Regions from separate parts of the Mus musculus genome. Here region 1 is linked to region 2. Evidence: chromatin loops called from intact Hi-C (ENCODE). Cell type or tissue: gastrocnemius. All regions are shown on one strand.

Region 1 (8,000 bases), 200 kb before region 2:
TACTCTTGTGCAAGAACGTCAGGAACTTATCTTTCTGAAACAGGAAGGGAACAGGTGAAAGAGTGGGTGATGGAAAAGAAAAAAAAAAAAAAGCTTGTGTTTGTGCCCTTCTGGCTAAGTGCAGTTTGAAGGCCAGCAAATAGCCCTTGCTGGACCCCACCATTCAGTAGCTACCCAGGCTGTGGGGAGATACATAGAGTTCTATGTGATTATAGCGTCTAGTGCATATGTCAACAACTATATACAGGGATCTATAAATTAAACGCATGTCTGGCCACTGCAACTAGGTTGACGTACCTGAGCTCCGCTACTTTTGGTGCTCTCTTCTTTGGGAGAGCCTCGGCTTATTTAAAAAAAAAAAAAAAAAAGAGCCCCTACACAACTCCCTACCTTCCCCTGAGTCTTGGGGAGGGGGCGCCCGAGTCACCCCCTGCGTTTAGGAAACACCAGAGCTAGCAGCGCTGAAGGGCTGGGTGCTAGGCTCTCTCCACCCTCCCCCCCAGTTCCCCTTATGGCTCAGGGCCCTGGCGCAGCACGGTGCTGGGAAGATCAAACCCCGAGTCCCCGGCGAATCGTGGTCCCTTGGCTGAAGATCCGGTTGTGCATTACCGGCTCCCGGGGCAAACTGGCGATCGCTGAGGTGTGTGGGGGCGTACGCTCGCGTAGGGGTCACTCCGGCGGGCTCCGGAGCCGGTCCTGCTGCAAAGTCCTGCTTGGGGGCTTAGGGGACGATGATTCCCGACCGTCCCCAACGCGGAGAGATTCAACGACTCCGGGGCTCTTCGGCCGCTTCCTCTTCGTCCTCGTCCAGCCCCCGCGGCCGTTCGAGCGGCCCAGCCAGGGGGCTGTCTGCAGCGGGCTCCGGGGGCGCCGGCCTCGCCGCCTGCAGCGGGGGTGCGTCGCGTGGCGCCTCGCGGCGGGACGACCCGGTGGTGTTGGGCCCCGCCGCCACCCCCGAAGTCCCAGACGGGCCGGTGGTGTTGGAGCCGCTGGGGGGCGGGCCGACGGCTCCCCCCGAGGTCCCGGCACCCACCGGCTGCCAGATGAGACTGTAGTAGACGGCCAGTACGATGGCGGCCAGCGACACGGAGAGCACGTAGGCGAACACCGTGGCTAGCCGGACCCACTTCTTGTTGGTCTTGGCCGCCATCTTCGCCTTCTTGTCCCCGGTGTAGGTGGCCGGCTTGCCCCGCTCGGCCGGGGCCGCGTCGCGCTCCTTCATGGGGGGGCCCCGGCCTTTGCCCCGGTGCTCCACGGCCCCGGCTGGAGGGGGCCTGGCGGCCTGCGAGGACTGGGCAGGGGGCGTCTCGGCGCCCTGGCTTCCCGGCGGCCCCGCGCTCCGCCGCTGCTCCTCACGCCGCCCGCCCGCAGCCCGCCACCGCGTCGCTGCCGCCGCCGGGGCCTGGGCCCGTCACCGCCGCCAGCGCCGCCGCCGCCGCCGGCCCGCCAGCTGCTTCCCGGCCGCCGCCACAGCCACAGCCGCCCGACTCCGCGTCCCCATCCGCTGCCGCTGCCGCCGCCTGCCCGGCCGCCGGCCGCCTGGTCTCCAGTGGCCGCGCGGACCGCGCGCTCCGGCTCTAGCCCGGCTCCCCCGCGGGGCGCGCCGGTGCAGGGGGCGGGGCCGCGCGCTGCCGGGGGGCTGCCCCTTAAAAGGGCGATGTAGGGGCCCGGAAGTGCCGCGCTGGGAGGCGGCTGCGGCGGGGAATCGTGGGCCCCGTGGGGGACGCCCAGTTAAGAGAGAGTTAAGGGAGGCTGGGCCTTAAAGGGGCGACAGGAGCTTCTTTAAAGGGGGAAAGGCACTTTGCGGGAGGGAGTGCGGAACCGGGAGGTGGCAGGGAGGGGCAGGCTCCGTAGAAAGCTGTCAACTCAGGCGTCTCCTCACATGGCCCAGGCTAGGAGATGGTAGGTGGGAGAACTAACCAGGCCCACCTACACCGGGTCTCCGAAGTGGAGCTAACACTAAGCTTGTGCTCTCGGGTAGCTCTAGAATAGTGAGGGGATAGTGTCCCAGATCCCTTCACCCCAAAGAGCCTGGTTCGGGTCTGGGAACCTGGCGCCCGCACACCGCAGTCAGTCTCGCTTCCTTTTTTCTGTTGGTCTGGACTCCGAGACCACTCGAATCTTGCCTGATTGGGTCCTCTTAGGACCCTTGAGTCAGACTACTGTGAGCCACAGGGACAAGAGCCAAAGGTTGAGTTTGTTTCTTAGGCTGACCTGCCAGCATAATCTCAAATCCCACAACAGGTCTCAGGTCCTACTTTCTGGTCTTCTGACTTTCAGGACTGGTCTCGAATTGTACCCAAGGGGCTGCACTGAACTGGTGGAGGACATCTCCCAGCGTTTTCATTCTTTGATTCTCTTCAACCCCAGGATGTAGAGAACTGTCTTTTCCCATTGAGGCTTGTTCCTTCCAGGCTTCAGCCTTTTTGCTCTTAGGGCCCTTTGGATGCCGGCCACCCCTCTGCACGCAGGGACTCTTAGTACCACCCTTTCTATACTTTCACCCTCTTCCCCTTTGCTTGTTTCATCCCTATTTCCTCTTTGTAATTCACCGCGATTGATTTCTGGGTGCCTCTTGCTTGACTCTCCCTGTGTTCCCAAAACTGTCTTTGTGAGCAGCCTGGATGTCTCAGTGGATTAGAGAACTATGAGTCTGAGTAGGAGAAAGGTCTGTGGTCCTGATGTAGTTGGGGTGGGGCGTGGCCTCTGCGAGGGCCCCACTGACTTCTAACCTCTTGGGCAGGACTCCCTCTGCCCTTTCCACTTCTCCCTTTCCTTTGACTTTGACTTTCCTTATCCAAGCCCTTCCCCAAATTTTCCATCCCATGGAAGCGCTACCAGAATGCAGTGTACTAGTGGGCTTCGAACCACAAGTTTCTAATCTGGTCCTGGTTGGAGGCTCAGGTGGGGCTGTGTCTCTAGCAATGGGCCACCCAATACTATTTCAAGGAGCCTTTTGTTTGTTTGTTTTTTGTTTGTTTGGTTGGTTGGTTTGGTTTTTCGAGACAGGATTTCTCTGTGTAGCCCTGGCTGTCCTGGAACTCACTCTGTAGACCAGGCTGGCCTCGGACTCCGAAATCCACCTGCCTCTGCCTCCCAAGTGTGGGATTAAAGGCATGCGCCACCACTGCCTGGCAAACCGTGCCTTTTTAATTTCTGAGATATTACAAGGACATTGAGAGTTTAGTGTTTATGGGCTTCTGTGGATTGATAGGTGGTGGTGGTGGTGGTGGTGGTGGTGGTGGTGGTGGTGGTGTGTGTGTGTGTGTGTATGAGAGAGAGACACACACAGGGGTGGGGGCGGGACGGGGTACTGTTCTGGAGCAGCCAGAGCAGGTCTTGAAGGTGGCCTGTAGTATTAAAGTCCAAAAATTGCAATCAAATGTCCTTTTCTCCTTTCTCAGTTGTTCTCTGGCCTTCCTGGTGGGGTTGATCGTAGGACCATCCCAAGGTGAATTACAGTTTAAGATCTCACACAAGATCTTAAATCTTTGTTAAAGCCCCCTTGACTCCCTTTCTGGAATGCACTCCATATTGCCTCTTCATATTTCTGCTGCAAATTACACTTCCTTTTTCTTGCTTGCTTCCCAGCAGAGTCGGGAAAACAACGTGTCACTCCTTCTTTATTCTAAACAATGATGTACTTGAAGCTCTTATTCAATTCCTCTCCCTATTCTTCCCCAAATGAAACAGTGCCAGATTCTTTAACCTGTCGTCAATAAGCACTATTTATTATCTAGATTTACATAGTGTCTTTTACCCCTGGAACTCAAAATGCTTTCAGATATAATTGAGCCTGATCTCCCTGGTGCCTGAGCCATTAAGAAACCATTAGCGTATTCCTGTTGCCGGCAAGTAAATGGCCCCCTAGTGGCCTGAAAGTGAATATGCTTTTCTAAGTGCCTCTCCCCCACCAAGGTTAGGCAGGAACTCAAGAATCAAAGCAAGTTTGGGGACAGAATGGACCCAAAAGGCCATCTTTGGTGAATATCCTCAACCACCCTAGAGCCTCTTGTACAACATTCCTGTGGAGTGCTGTGCCGCCTCAGCTAAATGACTGTCTCTGCCGAGCAGCCACGCTGTCTGCTCCCTGAAGAAGTCCTTTCAGCCTCTAGAAAAGTTCAAAGCAATCAAAGCAGAGGCACAACCTTATAGTCTTGGTATGTGCCAGGCACTATGTCTGAAGTCATAACTATTTGCAATATACTAGGGAGCTAATATCTATCTCCATTTTGTAGAAGAAACTGGTGCTTACCCAGGATCACGTGACTAGAATTCAAGTAACACTCAAGTCTTTCTGACTTCAGGACTTAGATGCGTAATTCTTGCTCTACTCTGCTTGGAAGCACAGCCAAACCTTGTCTCTGTAGACAAGGTTTATTCTGTGGGGGCACCAGCCACGAGTCCATGGGATAGAGATACTCTGCTAGGAGTATTGGCTATGGACAGCTCCCTGCTGCTACTGTTCCTGGCAACTGTCCTCAGGCAGGAAAGGAAGTTGCCTCTTTCTCCCCAACTACCAGGCCATTAAGTAGAATGAAACTGTGATGAAACCCAACCAGAGATCTGCAGCGTCCTTCTGGGCAAGAGGGAAGGCACCGTGCACCCTGAAGGAGTTGCAGAAGTGGACGCCATGGACTGGCAGGAGGCAGAGGCAGATGTGTAGTATAGGTGAGTGGGGTGTGGGAAAGACTGAACATGACATTGAGTTAGGGAGTCTGTTGTTATGGAAGCACTAGCCTGGGAAGCAGGATTTTGTGCCCTGATAAAGACCTTGGGAGACTGGAGCAACACCAGAATAAAATGCCAGAACTGCCGTGGAAGAAGGGTTTAAAAAAAAACACTAAGAGCTGGGGTGCTACTGTGGATAGTCTATGTGTGGCCAGGAGCCTATTTAAGCCTGGCCAGAAGGCTCAGACAATACTTGGGTATCAAAGCAATGAGGACTGGCTGGTGGGACAGATACCCATATTGTACCATGGGGCTTCTCAGTGTGAGCTGTCCTCTGGAAGCCAGCAAGAGGCTGCTCTATAACTGATCTGAAATAACAGAAGCTGGTTGCTGAGCTGTTAACATGATGAGCATCCAGTGCAGGTAGGGTTCCTGTCCAGTAGATCTACGGATCAGGTTGATACTGTCATGGCCCTGGGGCAAGCTAGCTGGCCAGCTCACAATGGTTCATTGTGCCTCAGTTGTGCCAGAGGCTCTCAAGCACTTTATCTCAGGTTTCCAGAGCTAGCCTTGGTAGCACATGCATGTAGTCCTAGCTACCTGAGAGGCTGAGGTAGGGAAGCCACTCCAGGCTGGGAATTCAAGACCAAACTTGGCAACATGAGACAGACATTTAAAAAATTGAGTTTTGTTGGGCTAGAGAGATGACTTGGCAGTTGAGAGCATTGAACTGGCTGCTCTTCCAGAGGACCCGAGTTCAATTCCCAGCACCCACATGGCAGCTCACAACTGTCTGTAACTCTAAGATCTGATACCCTCACACACACATGTAGGCAAAACGCTGATGCACCTAAATAAATCCTTTTGTTTGTGTGGGTTATAGTTATTAATAAATTTCCATATTAGAAATGAGGCAGGGATTTATAAACTATTAATTTGTTAGGACATTACAACTCCATTGCATGTGAATAAAGGACATGTTTTTATGAAAATCACTATATTTCTTTTTAAAACAGTTTTTTTAAAGTAACGTGGTTATTTTTAAAGTAAGTTGACTTACTAAGTTGCCAAGGTGGGTTACAGGTAGCCCTGGCTTTCTTGGAACTTGCTATGTAGATGAGGCCAGCTTTCAACTCACAGGGCTCTGCCTGTCTCTGCCTCCCCAGTGTTGTGATTAAAGGCGTGTGTCACTATGCCTGGCCAGTTTCACATTTTTACAACTCCAATGAACGTTGCTTTACAGAAGACAGCTGGAGGCTTACTTTTGCTGGCACTGTGCTCCTTCGGTCAAAATATATAAAGAAAATCTGGCATCGTGTAGATGTGTGGTTGGAAAATAGAGGAGTATTTTAGTAGTCTTTCGGATCGCTGTGGCTATTTTTTGTACTACACCGAATCTCAACAAGTGCTAAGTGGAAGTTGCAATGCAGACTATAAACGTTATTACTAGCCGGGTGGGGGTGGCAGTGGCATAGGCCTTTAATCTTAGTACTGAGGAGGTAAAGACAGGTGGATCTCAGAGTTCAAGACCAGTTTGGTCTTAAGAGTGATTTCCAGGACAACCAGAGATACAAAGAAAAACTCTGACTCAAAAAAAAAAGAAAGAAAGAAAGAAAGAAAGAAAGAAAGGAAGGAAGGAAGGAAGGAAGGAAGAAAGAAAGAAAGAAAGAAAGAAAGAAAGAAAGAAAGAAAGAAAGAAAGAAAGAAAGAAAGAAAGAAAGAAAGACAAACACCAAGCCAAACCCACTAAACAAACAAACAAAAACCCATACCCCACTATTACTTTATCAGTGGACTTTTGGTACTTACTTGATTAAAGTCACTGTCTATCTTGCTCTCGGGAAAGCACTTTTATCTATGTATGATTTTGTAACATCCTGTTTTAGTTATTAGGAAGATACTGACTTGCTGGCATGCATTTTCCAAATATTGATACATTTAATGATGCAGTATAATAATCATATTTGGTGATACCAGAAACAGTTTAAGCCCTGGAAATCAGTCACGCTCATAATAGCGCATACAGGTTATTCCAAATTCTATTTTTACTTGAAAGGTCAAATTCTTATCACTGGCAACAGATGTCAGTTTTCCTCAAAGTGACAGGGACACTTGGTTCACGTTTGAGGAAACACCTGCCAAGTCATCAAGTCTGCATGACAACAGCTTGATGTCATTTATTCTTCAAGTGAGAATAATGTTCCACAGCAAAGGTGGCCAGTTTAGGTCATAACCCAGTCACTCAAATGGTTTCCCCAAAGGGACAGTTATACTTGTGTGTGCAGTAGAGTACTCTACAGCCAGTCACTGAGAATATTAGAAGGGGCTGTGCATAAGTGTTGTGATTTGGTATAGCGTAACACCAGTAATTGCTTGTGAACATGCTCTTACGTGAACTTGGGTTTTCTCCCTTTTCTTCCTTTTCCCCTCTTAAACTCATAGTTCATGTGTTGCTTCCTTCATACTACTACATTTGTAACATTGGTGTGAGCATCAGAACTGTTTAAAAGGCAAAATATACATCTCAGTATTGTGAAAATAATTTTGACTCTGTGAAGTCTCTAAAAAGGTCTGAGAACTTAATGTAAGATTGGAAACATTGAAACTTCCAGAGGAGGCTGGAGAGATGGCTCACTGACTGCTCTTCCTGAGGTCCTGAGTTCAATTCCCAGCAACCACATGGTGGCTCACAACCATCTGTAATGGGATCTGATGCCCTCTTCTGGTGTGTCTGAAGACAGTGTACTCCTATACATAAATAAATAAACCTTTAAAAGAAAGAAAGAGAGAGAGGAGAGAGAGAGAGAGAGAGAGAGAGAGAGAGAGAGAGAGAGAGAGAGAGAGAGAGAGGAAAGGAAAGGAAAGGAAAGGAAAGGAAAGGAAAGGAAAGGAAAGGAAAGGAAAGGAAAGGAAAGGAAAGGAAAGGAAAGGAAAGGAAAGGAAAGGAAAAGGGAAGGGAAGGGAGAAACTTAAACTTCCAGAGGAAAACACTTCAAGACATAGGACTAGGCAAAGATCTTCAGAATGGGCCTACAGGAGCTCCAGGCATACCTGTGATGCAGAGACACACATATAGACAAAACACTCATACATATTAACCAGCAAAAAATGACATCTTGGATTCATTCCATCAATGAAAGGGCTTCTTCATTGCAAAAGAAATAGGGGTGTGTGTGTGTGTGCATGGGGGGGGGCGGTTACCAGCTATTCATCTGACAGGGGACTAATATCCAGAATTCATAAAGAATTCAGGGGCTGGAGTCATGGCTCAATGCTTTCCCAGAGGATCCAGTTTCAGTCCCTAGTACCCACATGGCCTCTCACCTGTC
Region 2 (8,000 bases):
GGCACATAGTAGGTGTTCAAAAAAATGTGGAGTCATCCCTAGATTGGCCATAGTACACGAGATGCGTTTTGCTTTCTTAGCAGTCCAAGAACAGCCTTCTGCTGCTGCCATAGATAGGGCTGTCCGAGCTACCCCTTTGATTTCCCCTCTGCTAGAGTCCTTTTTTCAACAGTGATCTTCCACAGTCTAGAAGAGAGGACATGGCCTTTCTTTGCACTTGATGGATCCGAATGTCATTTGGTTCTAGATGCAGACACACGTGTTCTCCTCCAGCTTTCCTCAGACACGCCCAACAGGAAAGAGGGCAGTTTTTTGTTTTGGTTTTTTATTTGTTTTGCTTTTTTTTTATTAGGGACCAGCAGCTCGGTTTTTTTTTTTTTCCGCTATATATTACAAGGCGCGTCTGAAAACTCCCAGTCTCCTCCTGAGCCGGCTTTTTGGAAGTCCTGCAATAACTCAGCCCATTTCCAAGTAGACAAAAGTCACTTAGGCGTCTTGTCCCCCCACTACCTAGTAGAAAACCTAGGGACTCTCTGTCGTTTCTGGGGCTTGCATTAGGAACCGAATCCTCACCCTCTACAGCGCTCCAATTGCGCTTCTGACGGAGGTCAGAAATGCGCCCGGCCCCTTATAATGTTTCCAAGGGAAGGTTTGTACATTGGTGATTGTCCCTGGCAGCTGCCCAGCTTGAGACTTGGACCTCCACTTGCCATTGGTCAGTGGTTGGAGTGACGCAAAGAGGGGCGGGGCCTCATCAGCTGTTTGCGGGATGCCCGGAGCGGGCGTATTTTGGAAACAATACCGCGCGGTGTGCCGTGGCCTCCTCCCGCGCCAGCTCGCGCCTGCAGCAGTCGCTGCCGCAGCCCGCGCCACCGCCTCCCACCGCAGCCCGGTGAGCGCCCGGGCGGCGGGGGGCTAGGCGGAGTTGGATCGTACCTCCTCCGGGAAGTGGGGAGCGGAGTCGCGCAGCGCGTGGGGGCCCGGGGAAGGGTTTGGACTGCGGGCATCTGGGGTGACCACGGGGAGTTGGGGTGCAGGGATGTGGGAACGAGGTGCAGAGCACAAATTTGTGGTTGCTGCTCCAAGAGGGGCTTTCGGGAAGCATTTGGAATTCGGAGTTAAAAGTAGGTGAGCAAATGATCCTGGGGTCCACTGCCAAGCTCCCGGACGCTCTGGCCTCCGGGTGTAACTGTGGGGTGGGGCCGTAAGTTGTGGTGCATTTTGCCTCCCTGCGGAGTCTGAAGGCTCCTCTTCTTAACAGCTGGAGTTTGCCCCCTTCTTCCCAATCGAGTGTGGGCACCAAGCCCCCCGAGTGTTCTTCACCCTGGACCCTGGCGCAGAGCCCTGGCATCACAACTCGGAGGCTGAGACGCTGTCCTGGAGTCACCCAGGTGTGTGTGCGTGTGTGCATGTGCGTGCGCGTGTGTCCTGAGATCTTAGCCACTATTGAGTTCAAGGTATCTGGCTAGTGCTAACTCCTAAGAGGAGGAGTTTATATTGAGCATCCTAGTTGGATCGCCGAAGTTCTGCGATGGCTCCAGCGGACTTTAAGACCTTTGCTAGGAATAAAGCATTCCCTGGCGGTGCTCTCAGGAAGTGCCCTCTTCCTATCAGTCTGGACTTTACCACTTTAGCTCAGGGAAGCTGAGGGTCTCCACTCTTCCCCAGTTTACTTTTGACTTTGCCCAGAGCCCCTCCGAGGTTCACACTAACTGGAGAGCCACCTGCAGTTCTTGTGCAAAGTGGGGGGGGGTCCTCCGCGTTTTCAGAGCCACACCCTCTGGCTGCACCTCCCCCACTGTCCAGTCTAGGCAAGGGTTGAACTTTGGGGCTTTGCTGGGAGGGGGAGGGGAGTGATAGGCTTCAAAAGAAACACCAAGACAATGACTCCTGCTTGTGATTGGCTCTGGAGAGTCCCTACTTTGGTTGGGATAGCCACACTGCAAAGAAGAGGTTGAAGGACAGAAGAAGCACTGCTAGGTGACATCTCTTGGTCCTTTCATCTGGAAACTTTACGCTGGAGTTACCCCTTTCCTATCGGAACAATAGCAGGCATGGAGTCATTCTCCAGGGAAGAGGGCACAGGACTACGGATAGCTCAGGGGTGGGATGGGGTAAGGCTTGAGGGTTGAAGTAAGAACCTCACAGAGCTTGCATTTGGGAAAGTAAGGTTTCTGAACCTAACTGAGATTTCTGTAAAGACTTAGCCCCACAAACTACTTGGCTTGTCTTTCAAAGGCAATAAAGTGGGGATCGGAACTCCCTGGAATCCCCAGCAGTCTGATGATGACAAAATTTGTCCTTGCATCTCCTTAACCATTCAGGTGCTTGTTGATGCTTCTGGTTGCCCCAGGGGCCCTAACTCAGGCGAGGTCAGCTTGGAAGTTCAAGCTGCCGGGTGACTCCAAGTGCAGAATTTCATGAGCTGTCAGGTGGAGCGAGAGGAACTTAACACTAAGAAACAGCCCCACTGTGTAGGCAGGGAGAGAGCGCTCAGCAGGAGGGCTGAATTTCACTTCCTTCTGCGAGGCACTTTGCACCTATCTCAGGTTCAGCTCTGGCAGGAATGGGAGGCTGAGTGGATGAGAATTGGAAGTCACGAAGATTAGCGAGTAGAATTAGCTGGACACTTTGCTAGAGGCCGATTCAACCCTCCAGATTAACCTGTGGTGAGCAGGCAGCTTTGCTCCTCTGGACGGGAGCTAAGCCAGCTGGCCAGCTGGAGTGACTAAGTTACGTCCCCTGTTCCAGGACACACTCACCACACCACAGAGCCTGTTTGTTGTGTTGTGCAAGGAGGGGGTGGAGATGTGCAGCAGGGTGGGGCTTAGCACGTTAGGAGGGAACCTGGCTGCTCTACAATTCCTGGCTCTTGTTTTTGCTGCTTAGCCTGGAGTTCAGACTTCGCCGAGAGCCTGGAGGTTCCTGCTTAGGAAGTGTGTGTGTGTGTGTGTGTGTGTGTGCACATAAGTATGTTGTGCACTTTTGTATAGTCAGTAAGTGTCCCCTTCTGAGCCTCCACAGCCACTTACAGAGGCTAGTCTTGCTTCTATGTCCCCAGGTACCCGGTGGTAGCACCTGATCCTACCCTTGCTGTTGCTCGCAAATCCTCAGTGTCAAACTTTGTGACCAGCCTAGGTCAGAGGAGGGGGTGGGGTGGGGGATGGGGGGAGGGTGGCTCTGGCAGGTACAGAGAAAAGGCATGGAGGGGCCCTGACCATAGAGGCCACATTTTGGGGGTGAATGTCACCCTTGGTGGTGTTTTATTACCAGGGTTGTGTATCATCAGAAGTTGGCTTGGTTCCCTCACATAAGAAGAGCAGGGGTGGGGGGTGAGGGGGGAAGGAAGGAGGGGAGGGGAATCCTAGGTCTGGCCTCAGTAGGACAGCAGCCCAGATGCTTCCATTGTTCTCTGACAGGAGAGATGGAGCCACCTCAGTGTGTGGAGGAGCTAGAAGATGATGTGTTCCAGTCAGAGGATGGGGAGCCAGGGACACAGCCTGGGGGCTTGCTCTCTGCTGACCTGTTTGCCCAGAGCCAGCTGGACTGTCCCCTCAGTCGACTCCAGCTCTTCCCTCTCACCCATTGCTGTGGTCCCGGACTCCGGCCCATAAGCCAGGAAGACAAGGCCACTCAGACCCTCAGTCCAGCTTCCCCAAGCCAGGGTGTCATGCTGCCTTGTGGGGTGACAGAGGAACCCCAGAGACTCTTTTACGGTGAGTGCTCTTAACCTTAGAGATTGGGGGAAAGAGGGGACTTTCCCTCCCTAAACCTGCTCTGTACTATTTCCTTCCTCAAACTGAACAGCCAGGGCTATCTATTCAAGAGCTTTCAGCCTTCCTCACCTGAGCTTGGGCCCCCAATAGAGCAAACTGCTTTGTTCTTTCTGTTCTTCTTGGAGGGGTTTCTTGGTCCCTGCAATCTCCTTTCACATCCTATGTCGTTTCAGTGGCTCTGCCCTTTGGCCCCAGTGCTGATTTGCCTTTCTCGAGGTGGAAGGGAGTTTTAAACCATGTGTCACTGTACCACTCAGCCAGTACTTATACGGAAGATTCCCAAAGACAGAAGGTGGCTTCCAGTTGCCATTTGGGACTTTCTGTGCTGGGAAGGGGAACTGGAGAAAGAGGTTGGGCCTATCTGGGCTCAGTGCCAGGAGAGGGGTTGTTACTAAGGCTAAATCAGACAAGACCCCTTCATTTGTGGGCTTCAAGGGTTTGTTTTATGAGAAATATGCCCTCCTCTGGCAAGAGGGCAGGATTAGACACTCGGTCTGTTTTCTTCTTTTAGTGCACTGGCCTGTGGAGGGAGGGTAAAGGCTCAGAGGTCATCCTGCTGTGTCTGCGGGAGCAGACCGAGGAGCCCTGAGGAGCGCGCTGCACTTACTCTCAGAGGGAACTGCCCATAGGGCACTTCTGGAAAAGCAGTTCTGGCGGGAGTCAGAGAAGCTGGATGAGGCCTGCTTCGGGCTGGAAGAGGGAGGAGGCAGGAGGTGGCAGGCGCCCCCAGCGGCCGTTCTGGTGCCAGCACTCGGTGAGCCGACTTGGCTGCTCTGTGGGCCTCAGGAGTTTTCTCATCCGCTTTGCTGCTGCTGCTCTGATCTCTGAGTGATGAGCCCAGCTCTCCCTAACTATACTAGAAAAACGAAGGCACTTTTGGGTTTTTTTGTTTGTTTTGCTTTTCCTTGTCTGCTTTGCACAACCCAGGAACTCTGGAGAGTTATCCCAGAGAAGCGCTTCCACCTACTGCTACCCGAGTAACACATTTAGGTCAAGTACAGCCTGATAAATGCCAGAAGCTTGGCATGGTCGTCACACACGTTAGCACCCTGTGCTATGCCATGGCACTGACAGGACAGTGCTGAGGAGAAGGCAGGGTCTGTATTCTTTCCTGTTTTTCCAGCATAAGTGTGTGTGCATGTGTGCGCGTGTATATGTGTGTGCACACACGCGCTCATGTGTACTAAATATTCAGCTACTCCTAAGCTACACCCTCGGCCCTGTACCAACGTTTATAGTCTTGGGCAGCTGTCCAAGTTTGGCAGGATGCCCTGGTAAAGGCCAGGCTGCTTCCTCTTCCTTCTGTCCTGAGCTTTACCAGTAACTCCAGGTCTTGGCCAGAAAGGGCTGACATGGAGAAGATGGGCTAAGGGGAGAAAAGGCTGAGTTGTGGATTCTCTGTTTTTGCAGGCAACGCTGGCTACAGGCTTCCTCTCCCTGCCAGTTTCCCTGCAGGCTCACCCCTTGGGGAGCAGCCCCCTGAAGGACAGTTCCTTCAGCACCGAGCAGAGGTGCAGATCGCCAGAAAGCTTCAGTGTATTGCAGACCAGTTCCATCGGCTTCATACGCAACAAGTAGGCATGAGGGTTGGGGGGGGGGGGGCTTTGAGGCTGTTGAGGCTGGGAAGCCAGAGCCAGGGGTTACTAGACCTCTGGGTGTGTTTAAGAGTTTTGGTCTTGGCTACTGTCAATTACGGATGGACCCAGGTAGCACAATTAGATGAGTACTCCTGTCCTTGAGAGCTCCAGCTACCTACTCAGCTTCACAAGAGGTGGAAGATGCTGCTGCCATCACTCCCTGCCAATGGGATGGCTTCCTGTAGTCTGGTTTGACAAACTCTCTGGACCCAAGTGAAGGGCTTGCCTCTTGCCGAATGCAGCAGTGAAACTGAGCAGTTGGGGGTGTGCCTGGCCGAGGAACAGTGGGAAACCAGTAATCAGTCCTGAGATGGGGCCTGAGTGGGGGAAAGTGGTAGAACCGGTTGAAACCTGACACTTTCCAGCTGGGGAGCCAGTCCTCACTGTCTGTGTCTGGGAACCCAGGCACAGGACTCTGGAGATTGTACCTCGGAGTCTCCCCAGAGCCACGGACGGCGGGGCGCAGTGCCTGGTGCTTGGCCGGCAGCCTGGCACCAGCCCCGTCTGGGCGGAGCATCGCGTGTCAGCCGAGCATGGCAGAGTCCATCAACAAAGGCGGCGGCTGGCAGGCTCGTGCTGGAGCCCGTTGTGCCATGGATGGGAGGTTGTCCTGCTTGACAGCCCAGCCACCGTCTGTGCTGGGCCCCCAGGTGCTTAACCCTTCCCAGGCAGGCTGGCTTTCTGAATGGCTGCCAAGGCAGGGGCGGGGCCTGGGGCTGGATCCTTGCTGGTACAGATGCTACCTAGCAAAGCCACAAGACAGGGGAATGAACACAATCTCTACCTGTGGGACTGTGTTCTTATCCTTGCAGCGTGTGTGTGTGTGTGTGTGTGTGTGTGTGTGTCTGTGTGTGTCTGTGTGTGTCTGTGTGTGTGTCTGTGTTTAGATCACAGGAACAAGTAACTGTCAGGGCTGGGCATAAACCGCAGATTAGATAGGCAATTTTAGATAATTCAGATAACCAGAATAGTTACTGGTAATAGTAACTTTGACTTGAGAGACACACCATTGCGGACAGGAGAGGGTGGAGCTGACCCTGAGTTTTCTGAAAACAGGCCACAGGGTGTTATAGGCTTCCTATGCTCTCTGAGAGGGACTGGGGTGCCACAGCTATTTCTGATGGGTTTTCCTAGTCCTTAAGTGATTTGGAGAGAGGTTAGCTCTGTGCTTGGTTATAAGGCTGCCTGGCTAATTGCTGTGGCCCAGCCACGGTCCCCATTCCTTCTATGATTATATTGTCCAATCTTGGCTTAGCGAGTCCCTCCCAGTCCATGTTTGGACACTTTCTGATTCTTTCCTGCACATTTAATCCACCTTGGTCGTATTCCATGGCTCAGCCCAGCTCACTCATGGTGTCTGGTCCTGACACTGACGAGGATGGGGCGACACAGTGGCCATAGTCTCTGCCTCATCTAGAGCACGTCTGGAGGCTTTCTTTCTTCACTCACAATCATCTGGCCTCTGTTAACAGCTGTTTCCCAGGATAGCCCCCTGTCCGTTAGTGAGCTCTGGCATGCTGGAGACCAGGCTAGAGGCCTCCTCACAGCTGGTTCAGGAGAAGACCCTGTCCTGAGGTCTCCCTACTCTTCACTGACTGACAAATTAATTCTCCTAGTTAGGGCTGCTTCTTTGAGGGCACAGGTCAGTTCTAGATATGGTGCTATTGTCTCATCCAGAGTGCCCCCAAGAGGTGGGAAGGAGAATTGCATGAGAGTATGACTGTTGGCTGCCCTTTTGTCCTTGTAATAGACCTCAGTTGTTGTTATTTTCTCCTTTTCCTGCCCAGTGAGATGTGGGACATTACAATGATGTAGAAAGGCATGCTGGCATATTGAGTGTATCAGTCCTGGCCCTAGGCCAGCAGGTGTCTAACTGCCCTGGGTGTTAGTTTATGTTGGCCATATTCCTTGTGCCTACCTCTAGGCCATTTGTTTTTCTCATATATTTCCTGAGGAGTGTGGTTAAGTGGAAGACTTAATCTGGCTCCCTAGGTTGCTGGTTTAGAGTGGCTCCCCTAGAGTCACAGACAAGAATTTATAGGCAGAAATCAGTCAGGCGCTGACCACTGCTAGTTCCTCCGGCATCTAAAGCAGGGGGTGATGTGAATGGAGGTAAAAAGTTCTCTCCCTCCTCCTCTCTCTCCTTCCCTCCGCCCCTCCCTTCTTCCCTCTCTCCTCCCACTCCTCCCTTCCCTCCCTCCTCTCCTTCTTTCCTTCCTTCCTTCCCTTTGCGGGGAGGAGGGGTAGGTACAACAGGGTCTTGCTATATAACTCAAACTGGATTCAGCCTTCCTGAGTTCTGGGATTACAGGCCTGCACCACCGTGTCCCGTTTAAGGGAAAACCTTTTCAAGCTTGCATGTGTATCCACCTCTCTGCAGGGCCAGGGAGAGGCTCTGTCCTTCCTCTCGGCTGGCAGGCTACATACAGCAGGGATGTCTGATACCTCAGTGACATTGACCTTCCGATGACAGTGATGGGTTCTGAGAGAGTGACCCCTTCCGTTTCTCTGCTGAGGAGGGAGGATCAGATTCCTGACAAACTCACAGCTGCCCTGGTCAGGATGTCTGAGCCTCTGTGCCTCTCTG

Evidence for each region. Hi-C counts contacts between places; a loop is a spot of excess contacts. Peaks named below come from ENCODE experiments on the same cell type or tissue, not always from the same donor. Only the 100,000 strongest peaks of a DNase experiment are listed, where the experiment ranks them.
Region 1: it touches region 2 in a loop (1.8-fold over the local background); 2 of 42 quality-filtered maps call a loop at or near these places.

The regions. Positions count from the first base shown.
Region 1 is chr2:118,739,337-118,747,336 of GRCm38, reverse strand. It overlaps Inafm2 (InaF motif containing 2), which reads right to left and starts at 1,579. Exons shown (of 1, transcript NM_001301269.1): 1 at 1-1,579. The coding sequence starts at 1,222. The coding sequence ends at 764. In gastrocnemius, a CTCF peak has its summit at 3,872 (motif pointing left); DNase peaks (open chromatin) are centred at 601, 1,065, 1,658 and 3,882; H3K4me3 peaks cover 2,460 bases; H3K27ac peaks cover 1,964 bases.
Region 2 is chr2:118,542,432-118,550,431 of GRCm38, reverse strand. Bmf (BCL2 modifying factor) reads left to right here and starts at 746. Exons shown (of 5, transcript NM_138313.4): 1 at 746-892; 2 at 1,262-1,391; 3 at 3,420-3,716; 4 at 5,187-5,350. The coding sequence starts at 770. In gastrocnemius, CTCF peaks have their summits at 1,590, 4,508 and 7,098 (motif pointing left); DNase peaks (open chromatin) are centred at 4,172, 4,506, 5,029, 6,024 and 4 more places; H3K4me3 peaks cover 6,443 bases; H3K27ac peaks cover 7,894 bases.